Linked DNA regions of Mus musculus: region 1 is linked to region 2. A link is a loop called in an ENCODE intact Hi-C map of the cell type or tissue named here. Cell type or tissue: left cerebral cortex. All regions are shown on one strand. Each heading gives the region's core, and the rest is flanking DNA. Links, peaks and the distances in the headings are about the cores only. Region 1 overlaps Cd2 (CD2 antigen). Region 2 has its middle 60 kb from the start of Ptgfrn.

What was found. Peaks named below come from ENCODE experiments on the same cell type or tissue, not always from the same donor. Only the 100,000 strongest peaks of a DNase experiment are listed, where the experiment ranks them.
Region 1: it touches region 2 in a loop (2.3-fold over the local background); 2 of 42 quality-filtered maps call a loop at or near these places.

The regions. Positions count from the first base shown.
Region 1 is chr3:101,269,014-101,277,993 of GRCm38, forward strand. Cd2 (CD2 antigen) reads right to left here. Exons shown (of 5, transcript NM_013486.2): 5 at 6,895-7,260. The coding sequence ends at 6,944. Among named protein-coding and RNA genes, the nearest start is that of Cd2, 14 kb to the right of the region's middle. In left cerebral cortex, for the core only: a CTCF peak has its summit at 8,138; DNase peaks (open chromatin) are centred at 5,216 and 8,156.
Region 2 is chr3:101,165,612-101,174,591 of GRCm38, forward strand. No RefSeq gene overlaps it. Among named protein-coding and RNA genes, the nearest start is that of Ptgfrn, 60 kb to the left of the region's middle. In left cerebral cortex, for the core only: no CTCF peak of the experiment used is centred there; DNase peaks (open chromatin) are centred at 5,193, 5,662 and 8,546; H3K27ac peaks cover 648 bases.

The DNA.
Region 1 (8,980 bases), core at 753-8,752, 100 kb after region 2:
CTTGCAAGATGTTAGATTCCCCCCCCCCCCTCAAACATCTCTGAAATACTGGTCATCAAACCCATGGAGGTGAGGTTCACAATTTGAGGGCCTCCCTTGAGCAGTGATCCCTGGAGCTGTGCCTGGGGGTTTACTGTGGTAAAGCACAGGTCTCTGTATCTCCAACTTACATGCACCTGTTTGTTATGTGACCCCCATCTCTTAAAAGAATGGCTGGATTTTCCTTTCTATTATTTCTTTTAATTGTTAAAATTTATTTTGGTGTTTATGTTTTTGTTTGTTTGTTTATTTCTAATTTTATTCAATTTATTTATTGAGACAGGGTCTCACTAAGTAACCTGGGCTGACCAGAGACTCATGATCTTCCTGCCTGAGTCCTCCTGAGGTAGAGATTCCTTGTCTGAATCTTCAATTCATTCAGTGTTTTAGTTGTTAAAATGCAATGGAGTCTTCTAGCTTCATACATGAGGAACCAAAAATCATAACACTAGTGAGACCTTTTAATATGGAGGTTATGCCCTTCCATTCTGAAAGCGTTCTAGAATTATCTCATGGGCAATAAACCTGCTCTGCCCTTTCTTCTGAAATGTCTATCTTCTATTTTGAGCACACTTGTCTGATTTTACTATTGTATTTGTAATTCTCTAGGACAGTCTTTGTTCTCTAAATATTCCTTTTTTATAGTTTTTTGTTCTTTTTTTTTTTCATGAACAAGTAGTTCCCCATTCTTTGTAGGGCATTAAAGCTGTGGGCTGTCTCACCTTGTTCTCTCCTGCATGTTTCTGTGCATTCGAACCTTACCTCTCCCATTATTTTCTTCATCTCCATCAGGGTCCATGACCATCTGCTGGTGTCTAAGAGGGGAGCATTAGGGGTTGAACTCTCTGTGAGGAGGTGGTGCTCAGTGACTTCAGAATGCACCCCAGGGCCACGGAGCATTGATGTTGGAACATCACCCAGGGAAGCCTGGGTGTTGATACTGTTAGGCTTTCTCTCTTCAGCTAATAAAACTTTGATGCTAGTGGGTCATTTTCCAATAGTCTGCCTTATCATGAACAATTCTACCTGATCTTTGCCACCTGGGCCCCCACTTTCAGTAGAAAATGGTTATCTAACCTCTCATATTTAATGTATACTCTACTGTCAACTATTCCCAGTGTCCTCTAATCCAGGAACCGTGTGTTTTACCATCTATGGAGAAGAACCATAAGGCTTCTACTGGCAGCAATCGATCCTTACTGGGCACAGAAATGGGTGTAACTCTCCCTCTCTTCCTACCTGGGTCTCATACATTGAACTTATGATTCTCCTGTCTCAGCCTCCTGGGGTTCCAGTGGTGTGTACTGTGTCTGACCCTAACTGCTCCTTTAACTGATCTTGCACCGGTCTTCCATTGTAACCTCATCTATCCTCCTGGAGAGACATTGTGCTTCCGGTTCTTAATGGTGACTCCAGTTCCTGACAGTCAGGATTTAATGCTGTGAGCACATTTATGCTGTCTTTTTCCTTGCTGCCTTCGTATTTGTAGGAGTTTGAGTGAAAATGGCCACCATAGGCTAATACACTTGAATACTTGATCTTAGCTGGTGGAACTATTTGGGAAGGATTAGGGGGTTTGACCTTGTGACAGGAGGTATGTCACTGGGTGTAGCTTTGAGGTTTGAAAATGCCCATGCTCTCTTTGCCTCTTGTTTGTGGATCAAATGTAAGCTCTCAGCTACTGCTTCAGTACCTTGCCAGCTGCCATGCTATCCGCCATGATGGTCACGGACTCTCACCCACTGGACCTGTGAACCTCAAATTAAGTGCTTACTTTTATAAGTTGCCTTGGTTCTGGTGTTTTCTCACAGCAATTGAGAACTAAAATGGTGTCGACTCAACTTTTAGAGTCTCTTAGCTACCAACCGTCATCTGCTTTCTCTAGTTCCCCAAAATGTGTTGCTATTGTTTTTCCCATTCTTCCTTTCCTGTGGCTCAGGCCTTTTGTGTTGTTCAGTTTAGTGTAATGATGCAGAGCTTCAGGAGGAAGTGAAAGCTGGTGCATGCGATGAGTTACTAGCCTTCACTGGGACGCCGACCTTCTGTTGCCCTTGACCTGCCTCTGACTGAGGACAACTCTGCATCTGGACATGGCCTCCTCAGTCCATATGTCTGGGTTGGACTTGGCTGGTTCCTTTGATCTCTCTAGAATTGGCTGAGTGTTTGCTTGAATCCAGGAAGGTCTATAGCCCACCTCTAGTCATCAGCTGCAAGCACCTCCCCTGTGTTAACTCTGACCAGGATGGGTGGGTAGTGATACCCCAAAGTAAGCAGATTGGCTGATGCAAAGGTCAGAACTGCCCTTGGCCCTAACTCTATGGAGCTGTGACTAAAGCAGCAGGCTGCCTTGAAGACTGAGGTCCAGATGTACTATCAGGATCATCCTGCTTCCAGGGCAGTGGCAGCAGGCTGTGGCTCAGGCTAGGTCTTGTGGGGTGGTTTCATAGATGTATTCTTGAGCCTCTAATGCCTCCAGTAGAGACTGCTATCCATCTCTCCCAGGGGATGAGTGTTAGGGAACTGACTCAGGTGTATCCAACTCAGAGCAGGCTACGTGTCACCTTAGGGAACGCTTACTGATTAATTTACAACCAGAGGTGCCCTTTTCCAATGACTAGATGTTAATAGTTGTCACCCATTATCAAGCCACAGGTATAAGTGGTGCAGGAGAGGGAACCACATGCACAGTGGGAAGAGCGTGTACAGTGAGGTGGCAAACACATCAGCGAGCCTTTGGAAATGGAATAATCACAGCCCAGTGAGCATGGAGATGGAGAACCCTGGGGATACAGAGGGCTGGTGAGGCTGCCTTTTTTTTTTTTTTAATGGGGTGGTACATTATTTAGTGTCCATTGCTGTGAAGAGACACTATGACCAAGGCAACCCTTATAGAGGAAAGCATTTGACTGGGAGCTTGCTGACAGTTTCTGAAGCTTGCTCCCTTATAATCATGGTGTGAAACATGGCAGCACACAGGCCGGCAGGATGCTGGAGAAGAGCTTTACATCCTGGACCTGAGGCAGCAGAGAGAGAGACAGAGACAGAGACAGAGAGACAGAGAGACAGAGAGACAGAGAGACAGAGAGACAGAGAGACAGAGAGAGAGAGGAAGAAGGAGGAGGAGGGGGAGGAGACGGAGGAGAAGGAGGAGAGAAGGAGGAGGAGGGAGGGAGGGAGAGGGAGGGAGGGATAGACAGACAGATAGAGAGACTAGATCTGTAGCAGGCTTTTGAAACTTCAAAGCCCACCCCCAGGACACACCTTCTCCAGCAAGGCCACACCTCCTAATCCTTCCAAACAGCTCACCAAGTGGGGACTAAGCTTGCAAATATGAGTCTATGGGGGCCATTCTCCTTCAAGCCACTGCAGATGGTATGCCTCTTTGACAAATGTGGCCAGCCTAGAAAGAACAGGGACATCCTGAGGATGGCTGATAGCCCCAAGAATGCACTTTAGTCCCTTACAAGAGAAAACCTGAAGGAGGAGCCTGTGGAAGCTGCCAGAAGTTGCATTGCCTTTGCTATGGGAGCTAAGACACACAGTGTAGGCTGGGCCATATATCCAGATGATCTGGCCATGTAAGGGATGACTTGCAATATGAAAGAGATGTGTGGGTGCTATTCTCCCCTAACCTCTGGCTTGCAGAGCAAATTGGATAAAGGATGAGATGAGGTGGAGGTGGAGGTTTGCCATTTCATATGGGGGGGGGGGGTGGTAGGAGGTGGGAGGGGCTAAAAGGAAAGGGAGTACCCGGTAGATATGTGACAAAGTCTCCCCTTCTTGACTCTGGGCTAAGCCAGCCAGTTTGTATTAGCTCTGAGCTGTCTGTAGCAGTGGAGGAGATGCCTGTAGATCCCCATGAGGTTCACCAGGATGAAGACGCTTAATCGCTCATAGAAACGGTGGTGAACGACGTAGGGTAGTGCCTTCCATCCAAGCCCCTGTGCCCAGCAACGACCTTTTCAGAGAGACAACGAAATCTGTTGGTGCTGTATGAACCTCACCAATCCCATCCTTTGCTCTCTCTTTAGCTGCTGTCTACTGAGACACTTCTCGGAACCCATGGTGGTAGTCTTCAGAGATCCTGCCACCCTTTCTAAGAATGATTCGTTACATAGATGCTATGACGTCGGCTTCCAAGTATTTTACAGATTTAGAAACATCATCTGAAAGACAACAGGTGCGCTTAAGGGAACAAGGATGGGAAACCAGGTCACAAAGATACATGAGCCAGGCATTGCTGTGGCACTCTTAGGAGCCTTATGGTTGAGGTAGGCATAGATGATACTCATTAAGATGATTGAGAAAACGTCCCAACAGCCTATGCCTGTCGATGTTACAGCAATGGTTAAAGAATGAGCAAAAGGAATCCTGTTTGGTTGAAAAAAGATATTCCAAAGAGCAGAGGTTACTAATGGAAACGCCCAGGCCCAGGAATGAGCTACCTCCCTAAAGTTGTTGGTCAGAGAGGACCCCAAAACAATACAGGTTATTTCCACTACTGTTGACTGACCTCCTCTTATAGAAGGAAGGGTGGTCAGAGTTATCTGGTCTCTCTTGGAATCTCAGCCACACCCTTCTGCACCACCCTCCCATCTGTGTATAGTTCTGCTAAGCTACAAGTCTCCAGAAAAGAAGATTGGTTGAAGGGGGCTTATCTATGCAGCTATGGAGAAATCGTCTTCTATGGTACAGTGAGATTTTCAGTAATGTGGCCTCTTTGGAGTTACTCATGCTCCTCCTGTGAGTAACCCCTCACTCATGCTCTGTAAGTATACCCGACAAACTCACTAGTTTACTAAGTTAGACTTCCATGGAGCTGTGCTGTTGTCTGTTGCTGTTGACCTGTCTGGAATAAGCAGATGTTTACATCTCCCAGGAAAAGTTCATGCGACCTTGCAAAACAAGACAGTTTGGCGAAACAAGACAGTTGGAAAGGACTACAGCAGCTGCCCTTTCCTCGCCATGGGTAACTGCATCCTTGCTTCCAGTCTATTAGCATCTCTTACCTTTAGCTGTTCTAGCCTGTTACAGCTCAACTCAGACGTCACCCCTCCCGGAAGCTCCCATGCCACCCCAGTTTAGTGACCCAGTCCTCGGCCTGCCTTTTCTTGAGCTCCCTGGCTTGCCTCTGATCTGTGTTTGCCAATACAGGCTCCATTTGTGTTGTCGTTGGCCCACTGCCTGCCTTGCCTCTTGAGCTGCCTAGATACACAGATGTCATTGTTCCTCTTGCTTTTAGTGTCTCCTTCTAGATTCTAACACAGATTCACAGCAGAGTTCAATGACTATCAAATGAATAAAGGGACTGTCATAAAGGACCAAACATCGCATGCTAGATGTGTCCTGTGCCATACAAAATGTTACAGAACAGTAGAAGAAAGGCAGGGCGAGAGGATGGAAAAGAAAGAAGGCTTTCTGAAGGGTTGGAGGCAGAGAAGCTATTGCATCAGGAAGGCCAGTGGACTCCAAGCCCATCGCTTGGGACTGAGATGGAGATGAAATCCTCAAGTCAGAGACCGTCTACTCTTCTCCTGCCCGGGTAGATCCTGTGTAACTGGAACTAATGTTTGAACATTTCGAAAGGTGTGGGACATGGCTAGGCGGTGGTGGTGATCACCTTTCATCCCAGCACTCGACAGGCAGAGTCAGGTGGATCTCTGTGACTTCTAGGCCAGCCTGGTCTACAGAGCTAGTTCTAGGACAGCCAGGGCTACACAGAAAAACCCCTGTCTTGAAAATAAAAGGGAATGGGGCATAGGACTTAGTTTGTCTTTGACCTAGTCATTTACTGGGGTCTAAACAAAAGGTACCAGATTGAAAGTAAAGCATAGCTGAGCCCTCACAGGAAGTCCTTAGTATATTCAGTCTTTGTGGTTTACCCTCAGAGCTTCCTGCCAGCTCTTACCCAGGCTTACCAGCCTAAGAAGACAAGAAGTGGGCAGAGCGGGCCACAAGTGTGCCCTGTGTTGTAAAGCAGGTGCCTCTGGTAGATGAGTTTCCAATTTTAACCGAACACCTCCCCCAACCTCAGCCTCTCCAGGGTGGGTCTGCCATACTGCTAGTGAGACTGCTCTGCCCTGTTCATGAGTGTCACCTACAGAACTCAGGAATGGAGCCAGAGGCGTATTAGCCTGCCCTCTGGATGTTACCTGATGGGTTCTTGGTATCTCCAGTATCTATAGAGGCTCCCTCTTTACACTAATAATGCTACAGACCATTGTGAGCCCATTTGAGTGGTCAAGAAACTGAGTGTCCATGGGGCACCTGTTGTTAAAGTATGTGTACAAAGGTGTCTACACAAGATGCTGGGACCCCTTTGCAGCTGATACACAGGTGTCGGTTCTGGTCATTCAGGTGATGGCTCCTAAGATCAATCCAGTGGCCCGAGTGGACCAGATTTGATATTGTCACCCCAACCAGCCTCTTTCCCAGTTTGCAGCTTCCTATCTCAGACCCTGGTCTCCTTTCTAAAACAAGCAGGGTTAAATTTTTATTTTACCCCTGCTCAAGGGAAGTGGCCAGTGTCCATTGGGGCACCTGGGGGACTCGAACCTCTGCTCAGGTAGCTCTGTAGGACATGAGCCAGCGGTCATGTGGTAGCTCACATGGGTAGAGGACCTGAGAGGAAGGTGAAACCTTTATGCTGCTTGTCCAACATCCTTATGTGCACATGTTTGTGGTTTCTGTGTTTCTGCCGCGACAGATCTAAGAAGAGGCCTCAGATTCCAGAGGCCAGACCAAGTGACTGTGTAGCTGAATCAAAAGACACCACTTTGTCCTGCAAGTCTCGGGAGGCACTTGGGTCCTACTTCCATTAAACACTAGACGGAAGAGTGGGCATGCTCACCTGAAGAAGATAAATCCACACAGCTTTTTATTGGAAATGACGAACTCTGCCTTCTTAATTAGGGGGCGGCAGTGAAACACCATCTCCACTCCCACAGGGAGGTTTTGGCTGAACTCGGGGTCTGGGTAAAGGAGGGCCTTTCTGCTGGTGAATCTGTGTGCCTGATGGAGGAGGTCTCTTCTTCTGCTGGTGCTCACGGGTACGGTGGCCTGGAGGCAAGGGACGATGGCCAGGTGTCTGGAGGTGATGGCCAGGTGGAGGAGGAGCTTGGAGCGCCACTGAATTCTGCGCTGCTGCGGCTGGGGTTGAGTGCGGCTTGGGGCCCCTTTCCACAGTGCTTGTTCTGGAAGCTTTTATTTCCAGCTCTTCATCTATAATGGCAAGACGTTTTAAGAACTCATTCTGACAATAGTGAACAATTTAACACGGGTGTGCAAATGTGTGTGTGAGTACATATGTAGATAAGCATGTATGTGTGTGCCAAGGGATAACCTCTGATGCCATTTCTTAGGCACTGTCGCCTTTTCTTCTTTTTGAGATTAATTCTCTCTCTCTCTCTCTCTCTCTCTCTCTCTCTCTCTCTCTCTCTTGCTCTCTCTTACTGTCTCTCTGTCTCTGTTTGCCCTGCAACTTATCAAGAAGCCCAGCTAGGCCCAGGGAATTCACCTGCCACTGCTCTGGGGTTGCAAGTACCACCTTGCCCGTCTTATGTGGGTTCTGAGGAGTCTACTTCAGTCCTCATGCTTGAAAAATAAGCACTTTAGAAATGGAGCTGCCTCCCCAGCCCCACGATGCGGCCACTGAACACGCTTCATGTGATAGGCATCAAACCAGCGGCTTCAGGAGATGTGAAGAGGAAAGGGAAGTTACTCCCACCCTCTTCAAGTTCTGGGTGTGTCAGGGGAGAGAGAAACGTTGGCCATAGATACCCTGAGACCTAGGCCTCTTTAGAACTCAAAAATATGAGGGAAGAAGACACCTGGGTGGAGAGCTTTGTACTTAAGGCTCTAGAGTGTTGGAGTGAGTATTGCATCTGGGAGTTGTAGCTGGATGCTGCCTAGAGATAATCAGCAAGGTTGCTAAGCAACAACCCTCAGGGCCCGAGCCCACTGAACCCAGGTCTGAGTGGTCGTGAAGGGCATCAGAGACTATACATCTTCTGTGAAGTCTCTACAGTAGGTCTGCCTTTTGCTCAATTTGATTGTCACACAAGCCACATTCTGAAAGGAAACTGGAGTGCCCTCTAAGGGACAATCTAGCCCTGAGAAATGGGCTAGCTCTTCCAAAATTCGTAAGCAAGACCCGGCTCTTGGGCTTCAGTGGGAAAGATGGTTCCTTTCCCCACGCTTGGGGATTTTCTTCTTTGTGTGGCTTCTGTCCAGGAAGACAAGCCTGAGACTGTGTCGATCTTCTTACACTGTTTTTAAGCCACACAGAAAATCTGTGGGAACAGGCAGCTGGCAGAAGCCTGGAGCCACTGCTGGGCTCCTTCAGGGCACATTCTTGGTATTCCACTCCCTGTGCCTTAGCCTTCCTCAAGGAGCCAGGGGGAGCTTCTCTGCGGGGTAAATGAATGGTTGCCTGTACCCTTTTAGAACATTTGTCTTGAAAAGCATGTCTCCACATCACCAGGGGGCTGACATATGGACCCCAGGTAATACACTGGCTACTGTAACTACTGTAAATGCACTACGAACACAAAGCCTCAAAGGCAAACAAGGTGGCTTTGACACCTGAGGGACCTGCGTGCTCTAAGCACATACATAAAAAGACACCCAAAAGACAGAACATGTCCTTTATGCCATGTTCGGTGCCCCAGAAGTGCCTGAGGTGTTTGGAGGGGTATAGGTGAGACTTTGACCCTAATCCAGGGTCCTAGACACAGACCAGCAGGTGGTCCTTCTTGCACAGTGGCACGCTCCCATGACTCTCTGCTGGCTCTTCTGTTTGTGGCATTTTTTTCCCCTCCTGTGCTTTCTCTCGTGTTCTATGTGTTAGGCCCATTGCTACACCTCAGTAATGACTCAGGCAGCAACACTGTCCTCCGTGAGTGACAAGAGCCAAACAGCACATCACGGTGTCAGCCTCCAC
Region 2 (8,980 bases), core at 575-8,574:
TACATAACTAATGTGCCATGTGTTTGTTTTGTGTGTGTGTGTGTGTGTGTTCTGACAAGTTCCTAGGTGGGAGCATTACAGAATCTGCCCTTGAGGGAATCTCAGTCTGCCACACTTCGTTAGTGGGGGTCCCTAAACACTGTGTAGAGCAGGGTCCACATCACCACATGTCCCCTGAGGGAATCTGACCCCAGCTTTGTCAGGTCAAGGCTGTTTCAGGGTTCATATGTCAGGCACTATAAATTTAAACTTGTCTCAAACACCCACATTCTTTCTAAGGATCAATCTATTTCCTGGAAAGTATTATTTGTCTTCTGTCCTTGGCTAGGTTAGGGCACAAAGCAAAACAAAGCCTCTCCGAGTGTAGTGCTGGTATCTGCTCAATACCTCGTAGCACAAGAGACTAGAAGCTTCAGATGTAGCCTGAGAAAAAGCTCTCTCTCGCTCTCTCTCTCTCTCTCTCTTTCTCTCTCTCTCTCTCTCTTCTCTAACCTTCTCCCACCCTTCTGTCATCTCCCTCATAGATCCCAGAATTCCCCTTACCCAGGGTGTGCCATCGAGACTCCAACCTCTCTCTCCCAAAGCCACCCAACAAGGCCACTCTCTCCCTCCTTCTCCTCTGAAGGCCTCACACCAGGGGGTCCAGTCTAATCTTAGGGAGAAAGGCAGGCTGTACAGGGAGGCTTCACTGGGTGTCCCTCTGTCTTTTACATTGGGCCACACCTTTTGGGTGATCCATTTGTTCATGGCTGTCTCTTCTTCATTAAAGAAGCAGAAAGACTTTTCCTTGGGGTTCGAGTCTTCACTCGTAAAGGTTCTTCCATGAAATAAAGCTTTGGTTAGATACACTGATCATGGCTTCCATGTTAACCTGTCCTTCGTGGTGGAGGGATCAGTCATGCCCCTCACCATGTAGTTGAGAAGGAAAGGCTTCCTACCTTCCTCTCCTACAGCTACAACTTCATATCTACTTACATCTTGATTGGATTTTTTTGGCTGCCACGTACACTATCAAATACACACGGATCTTCATGGCTATCCTGTTGATTTGGGGGAACAACTTGGCAAGATGATGGGGCTAATGTCCCACTTCAGACTAAGATGTAGAAACGGTGATGCCGCCCTTCCCATGTGTCCGGATGCTGTACCAGGGTCCTGTTGTTTCTTTTCTTCACAGCACTAGTTCTGATGGGGGAGGGGCTGGTGAACACTTAACACACAGAACATGTTAATTCCATGCACATTTCCAAGTCACCTTGTGAGTGCCACACACAGAGATGAGAATGGATCAGAAAGGCTTTGCTGGCCGCCTTGCCTTGGAGATGGATGGACACAGAACACCAGGGCAATGTCAGATGAACGGAAAAGGAGGTCAGAGACAGATGCCTGGGAATCGGGACGGAAGGATCCAGGCCAGCCTCAGGAAGAAAAAACACCACTTAAGTTTGATCTGAAGGGTTTAGCTGTGCTCAAGCCCAGAGCTGGGCTCAGTGGCACAGGCCTGTAATCTCAGATAGTTGATGGCTGAGGCAGGAGGATCAAGAGCTCCAGGTTACTGGGTGTGGTAGCACATGCCTAAAGCTATATAGCATTTGGGAGGTGGATTAAGAAAGGTCGGCAGTTCAAGGTTAGCCTCTGTGATAGAGCAAGGTAGGGGCAGCTTGAGATGTGTGAGATAACATCTCTTAAAACAAATGACAAAGGAAACTAAGACTTGCCTGGGCAATTTAGTGAGACTGTTTCAAAGTATAAATAATGAAAACAAGGGACAAAGCTCAATGACAGAGCATTTGCCTAGCAAACCTGGTTTTAATCCCATGCACTGCTGAGGGAAGGGTGCTCCCAGCTAGGGAAGAGTGTGTGCAAAGCCACAGAGGATTTTGGTTGACCAGATGTATGGCAAAACCAGGGATGCCCACAGGAAAACCAGAGGTGCCCATCAGAACCTTGGGAACGGAGGCTTGCTGAGTGTCTCTTCAGACACTAGGAACCGACTTTCCAGAGGGCAAGACAGAGTCTAATATTGATTAAGAGATCAGATACGGTCAGGCTGGCCTGGCACTCACTAGGTAAAACAGTCTGGCTTAGGATTTGTGGCCATCCTCCTGCCTCTGCCTCCTGAGTGCTGAGGTCAGCCTAGCTGATGATGGAATTAGCATAATGCATTATTTTAAACATATGAACTCACATACTCCTTTAGGAGCTTGTAGGGGGCCCTGCAGGTGTCCATGCAGGCAGGAATCTGCAAAGAGATGAGGATGAAAACACAATTCAGAGTGACCTTGTCAACCTGCACAGCCTTTGGGGAGTCTAGGGATGGGTGGGTCATTGTCAGCGTATTTAAAACACATTACAGTTTGGGAAGAGGTTTCCAGGCGGTAATCACTCTGATCCCAGGTGCACAAAAAAAGCTTAAAGTGTGAACACATAGAAAGTCCTTTACAATGCACTTGTGGCCATGAGGGTGAGTTCCAGAGCTAAAAGGCCTAGAATCTGAAGTGGTCTCTGTCCAATAGCATAGAGGTGGGTCTGCAGGCTATATAAGATACATACGACATCTCCCCTAAGGATGGGTGACAGTCTAGGGTGAGAAGAGTCTGGGATTATTGTTCTGGGGGATTTGGCTGAGGTCTGCCTCTGTAGCAAAAGGTGGCTGAAATCTGCCTCCACAGATGGCTGAAAAGCCACCGGACTGTTAATAAAATCCACTCCCAGCCTTCTGGGGGACGTTGGTGGGAACCATGTTTTATCTCGCCCATTGAGAAGAGGCAAGTGAGTGTTTAACATTCCTGGTTTCCCAACTGCTGTTCTGATAAAGTCAGACCCTTTAGGATTGTTATACTTAAAGGAGACTCCCCTTGGGCGTATAGCTGGGCTGGAGTACGGTGTGCAGAGACAGGGTGGGAAGCATGTGGCATAAGTGCTAAAGCAGTGACAGAGGGAAGGGGAGGGTTGTTTCTATAGGACATCATGACTATTAGCAGAGCCTGGGGGACCTCCCTGCAAGGGCAGGTTGGGGAGCATGCTACAGGGATTTCATGCAGATTCCAGGTAGAGGTTTCTAGGGAGGAGTTGGATACTTGGGTTGGAGAGTAAGGGAGGTCTTGAGTGACAGCAGCTCAGAGTCAGTCCCTGCAGGGAAAGGGGACACGGTGAGGAGAGTAACAGGAGAGGACACTGGACAGTCACAGCTGCACAGGTGGGGGGCCAGCATGCAGGTTAGTCTGTAAGCCCCATGTCCTCATGTGGAGACTGGAGCTGGTACACTGACCTCATAGGATCTCATACTACAGAAAGAACTCAGAATGCCTGGTACAAGCTAGGACATAGTAGTAGATGAAAGGTGCCTCTCATTCCAGGAGCTGAGGTCACTGCATAGCAGAGGAGAGGAAAATGTAGCTGGAACACCGGGGAACTTGAGACAGTGACCTCTTGAGACAGATAAGCAAAAAGCCAACACAGAGACCAAGAGGAGCCCGTGAGAATCACAAGACAGACGTGGCCTGGAAACAAAGGGAGGTGATCCCTCCAAGGAGGAGAGGCCTCTCCTGGTGCACTTGGTGCCTATGTAAAGATTTGGCCAGGAGGAAGAGGAGGAGGAGGAAGAGGAGGATGAAGAGGAGAGAAAGAGGAGAAAAAAGAGGAAGTGGAGGAGGAGCATAGGAGGAAGGGGAAAGGAAGAGAGGGAGGAGGGGAAGAGGAGAGGAAGGGAGAAGGGACAAAGGAGGAGGGGAGAAGGAGAAAGAAGAAGGGGAGGAAGAGAAGGAGTAGAGAAAACGTTCAGAGTAAGAGAATGCAACAGCTGAGCACAGTGGAGAGGCTGAACCAGCAGGAACTAAGGTTTGTGGTGGACACTGAGAGCTTGTATGGGGGCGGGGGGGGGGGAAGTAAAGAAGAAATGTGAGTGTTCTTGAGGGAGTGGAGCTCAGAGGAGGAGCTTGTCCCATGCTTGTGAGGCCTGGGTTCATTTCTCATACTGTAAGTGTGCCAGCCCCCACACTCCTACACACACACACACACACACACACACACACACACACACACAGAAGCACACACAGACACACACACACTAAATGGCATACAAATAGATGGAAGTTGCTTTAACATTACTCATCACCACTACGGGAATCCATATCTTCCCCTTTACATCAATAAAGATGGCAGACACCATTTGGTAACAGTCAGTACTGAACAAGGCACTGAGACCCGGGGCCACTGCCATGTCCTATGAGTTGGAACATTCATGCCACTTTTATTTTTCCTTGACATAACCAGTTATCACAATGTGTCCAAACTATGAATGCCTGTATCCTTGAGTCAAATTTTACACTTCTAAGAATCTGCCCCGTAGCAACCTCACAAGTGTACAGAGATGTCACTTCTGCCATTCTAATTACGATGAGGGCTAACAAACAAAAGAAAAACCAGAAGCAAGCTAAATGTTGGCCAGACAACAGTTGTTGAAGTAAAATGTAGTCTGCCCTTACAACTGGGGTGGCGGGGACTGGGAGGAGAAGGGTAGTGGTGGAAAATACAAGTGCCTTGGAACAAGGGTGCATGTGTCAGCATTGGATAAGCAGAGGCCGGGGTGAGCAGTCCCTGGCTGTGGTGCAGGCTGACAACACGCAGAGACAGTTCAACACAGCTTTGTTTTGGTTGGACAGGGAGAGAAGCTGATGCTGCGTAACATGACCCTGCTCCTTGGCCAATCAATCTTTAATAATTCTTTAACCATCAGGATATATTCGGTGTGATTGGATATCCTGTAAATGCTGGTCAAAGGGCCGAGTTCTGTGTCAAGTGTGGCATGGAGTTAAAGAGTCAGCCAAACAGATGGGATGGATGACCAACATCTGGATCACAGATGCTTATGTATACAGAAACATTGCCTCGACGTGTACGAAAAACTCTGTTACTAGGGTAACCTTTAGAGAGTGAGAGAAGAGGGTATGGTCTAGAGGTAGGTTTGGGCTTTTCAGTTCATACTCTATTGGCATTTTTACTTCTTATTCTGTTTTTATTTATTTATTTATTTATGGAGACCGGGGTGGGGGGGGGGAAGGTCTTGCTGTGTAGCTCAGGAAGGGCAATCCTCCTGCTTCTGCCTTCCTCGTGCCGGGTGACAGGCACGTGCCCACACACTCGCACATATATTTACTTCTAAAATTACTTTAAAAAATTTCACCATTCAGATGATACACTAGGAAACTGTGAGGACTCCTCGCCAAGTTGAAAATAGCATCTCAGCTTTGCCCCAGATTTGATATTTGCATCACTGTGAGAACCCACCATGATTCTGAAAAACAGGTATGAAGACAAGACCCAGGCTACAAAAGGTTTCAGGGGAAAGTTAACATTCTACTGAGGGGTAATTCAGCATCAGCAGACCCTGAGCTCCAGGACAGTGGAGCTGTCTTCTGATTTATATATTTCACCTCTACCATATCCAAGGCCCACTTGAACATGCAAATACTTCAACTGGAAGCACATGGCTGATCTAAAAACCTCAAGCAGGGAAATAACCCCAGATGCATAAATCCCAATTCAGCAACATAAAGAAAAGTGAAAAAGCCAAGAGACCGCTGCAGCAATGTCATCCACGGAGAACGAGGGAGACAGATTCCTGGGCAGAAAAGCCGGAAGAATGCTCGTAGCGTGTCCTAAGAAATGAAAGAAGAAAACGAGATCGTGATTGAGAGTTCAAACAACCGAATAAAATAGGAAGACGGTGTAACATATGTAAGAAGAATTCAGCAAAGAGGAAGGAATCCTGGAGAAATGCCGGAGATGAGAAACATAAATAAGATCTGTGAGAAGTCTCTTCAGTAGAAAGGGGTGAGGAGATGAGAGTGTCTGAGCCCGAGGCCGAGGTGGGAGACTGCAGCAAGCAAACAGACGCAGACAAAATTACACGGAGGGTGCCGTGTGAATAACCAAGTATATATCCTCCTCCGAAGACACCAAGTATATGGGTTGCAGAAAGCATTTTTAAAGGACTCATAAGGGGAAAGTTCTCAGAATTAAGGAAAAAAAAAAAAGATGGTAATGCAGGTCCAGGAGGATTTTATGACTGCAGCTAGAAAACTCTGGAAAAGAACCTCCCTTATATTATAATTAAAATAATAAACACACAAATCAAAGAAAGTATATTAAAAGGGGGAAAAGAGAAACACAGGCTTGCGTATGAAGACAGGTTGTCAGAGTGACAGCCAGTTCCTCAAACAAGACTCTAAAAGCCAGAAGGTCTTGGAATTATGTATTTCAGTTTCTGAAGGGCAGCAGCTGTCAGCGCAGACTCCTATACCCAGCAAAGCTATCTATCATAATTGAAGGGAAAATGAAAGCTTCCCATAATAAGAATGAAGGAATTTATAAAGACTGAGGCAACTCTGTAGATGATGCTTGAAGGAATCCTTCAGGCTGAAGAGAAAAACTAATCCATCCATGAGGTCACAAGCTAAAAAAAAAAAAAAAAAACATGGTAAACAAACCAACCAGAGCAGGAAGAAAACAACAAATGACACCATCCACCAGAAGCCAGGTAGCGGTGCAAGCCTTTCCATAATAATCGTGAATCTCAGAGGCCTCAGTCTCCAGCCAACTGACTGGTAGATTGGATTTTAAAAACAAACAAACAAACAAACAAAAAACAAAAACAAGCCTATCAAACCAACTACCTATTTTCTGTCTCCAGAGAGCTACTTCATGGCAAAAGATGGTTGCTGCCCTAGGGGGAAAGGATAGAAAACAGTTCTCCAAGCAGGTGGACCTAGGAGACTAGCAAAGTCTAATATCTGACAAAATAAGCTTACACAAAACTGGTGATAAAAGATAAAGAAGAATACTTCCTGATGATTCAGGAAGCAGTCCATCCAGAGGATGTTACAGTGTTAGACAGATACGAACCAAACCGGGTAAATCCAGATTCATAAACAATACAGATTGATCCAATCACAATAGTAACTGGTGGCTTAGTTACTTTTCTATTGTTTTGAAGAGACACCATGACCAAGACAACTTACAAAAGAAAGCATTTATTAGGGACTTCCTTACAGTTTTAGAGGTGAGTCCCTGATCATCATAGCAGGAAGTCTGACAGCAGGCAAGCACACATGGTGCTGGGACAGTAGCTGAGAGATTACATCTACAAATTGGAGGCAGGAGGCAGAGAGCTAACTGAGAATGATGTTCTATTTGGGTTTTGTTGTTTGTTTTGTTTTGTTTGGTTTTGTTTTTGAGACAGGGTCTCTACATAGCCTTGGCTGTCCTAGAACTTGCTCTGTAGGCCAGGCTGGTCTTAAACTCAAGGAGATCTGTCCGCCTCTGCCTCTCAGTGCTGGGTTTAAAGGTGTGCAGCACCATGCCAGGAAGGTGTGGACTTTTGAAACCTCCAAGCCCATCCTCAGTGACATAGTTTCACAAGGCCACACCTCCTAACCCTTTGTAACCAGTTCTACCAGTGGCAGACCAACTATCCCAATATGAGGCTGTGGGATCACTCTCATTCAAACAGTGACGACACATCTAACTCTCACCAATATAAAGCTGTGGGATCGTTCTCATTCAAACAGTGAGGACACACCTAACTCTCACCAATCGACATGTCATTCTGCAAAAAATAAAATAATAGAGAAATATAGAGGTTAAATGACATCATGGACAAATGAACTTAACAGACATCATAGAATATATTCCATCCAAATCCTGCAGAATACACATTTTTCTCAGCAACCTACAGAACTCTCTGTAAAGTAGATCATATAATAGGACACAGCACAAGTCTTAAGAAATATCGGGCAACTGAAACAATGCCTTGAATTCTAGCTGATTACAATGGAGTATGTCTACAAGTCAATACCAAAAGAACCCTCCAAATGTATACAGCCTCTTAGAGATTAAATAATAACCCATTGAACAATGAGTGGGTCCTGGGAGAAATCCAGAAAGAAATTTTAAAAATCTAGAATCAAATGAAAACACAAATAAAAACCTATAAGAGACAATTAAAGCAGTTCAAAGAGGGGAGTTTATGGCTCTAAATGCCTACACAGAAATCGGAGAGATCTGATTTCTCTCTAACTTAGCAATATATATACCCCAGGGCCTCGAGAAAAGAACAGGCTAAACCTCTAATGAGAATATGAAAAGAGAAAATTCATATCAGAAATTAATGAAGTGGGAACAAGATAAATATAATAATACAAAGAATAAATGACAGAGATGGATTTTAAGAGGATAAATAGATTGACAAACCTTTAGCCAGATTAAACAAAAGAACAAGAGATAGAACTTAAATTAATAAAATTAGAGATGAAAATGAAGCCACCAAAAAAAACCCAAAGCAATAAAATCCAGAAAAATCATTGTGTCATACCTTAAAAACATATATTGCACTAAGTTGGAAAAAATCTAAAAGAAATAAATGAATTTCTAGATGCATATGGCCTACCAAAATTAAACCAGAACAAGATATACTATTTAAACAGATCTGTAGCAAGCGGTGAGGTTGAAGCAGTGATTAAAAATCCTCCGACTAAAAAAAGAACAGCTCCAGATGGACTCCTTGGTGAATCTCAGCAAACCTTTAGAGAAGAACTAACGCCAATGCTTCACATCGTTACACAAAATCAAGAAGGAAAGGACACCACCAAACTCTCTCAGGAAGGTAGTTTTACCCTGACCTAAAGATACAACCACGAAGCTCTCATAGGCCAATCCTCCTGATGAACACGGGCACAAATAATTCTCAACAAGATACTTGCCAAACAAATTCAAAAGTATATCTAAAAGGTCAGTCACTATGGTTTAATTGGATGTACTCCAGAGATATGTGAATGTATGTATATATGTGTGTGTATACATGTGTGTGTGTGTCTGTGTGTGTATGTGCTTTTGTATATGTGACTCTCTACATAAAAGACCTTAAAGACTCCAGAAGAAAACTTTTATTTACAAAAGTGGCAGGATAAAAAATTATGCA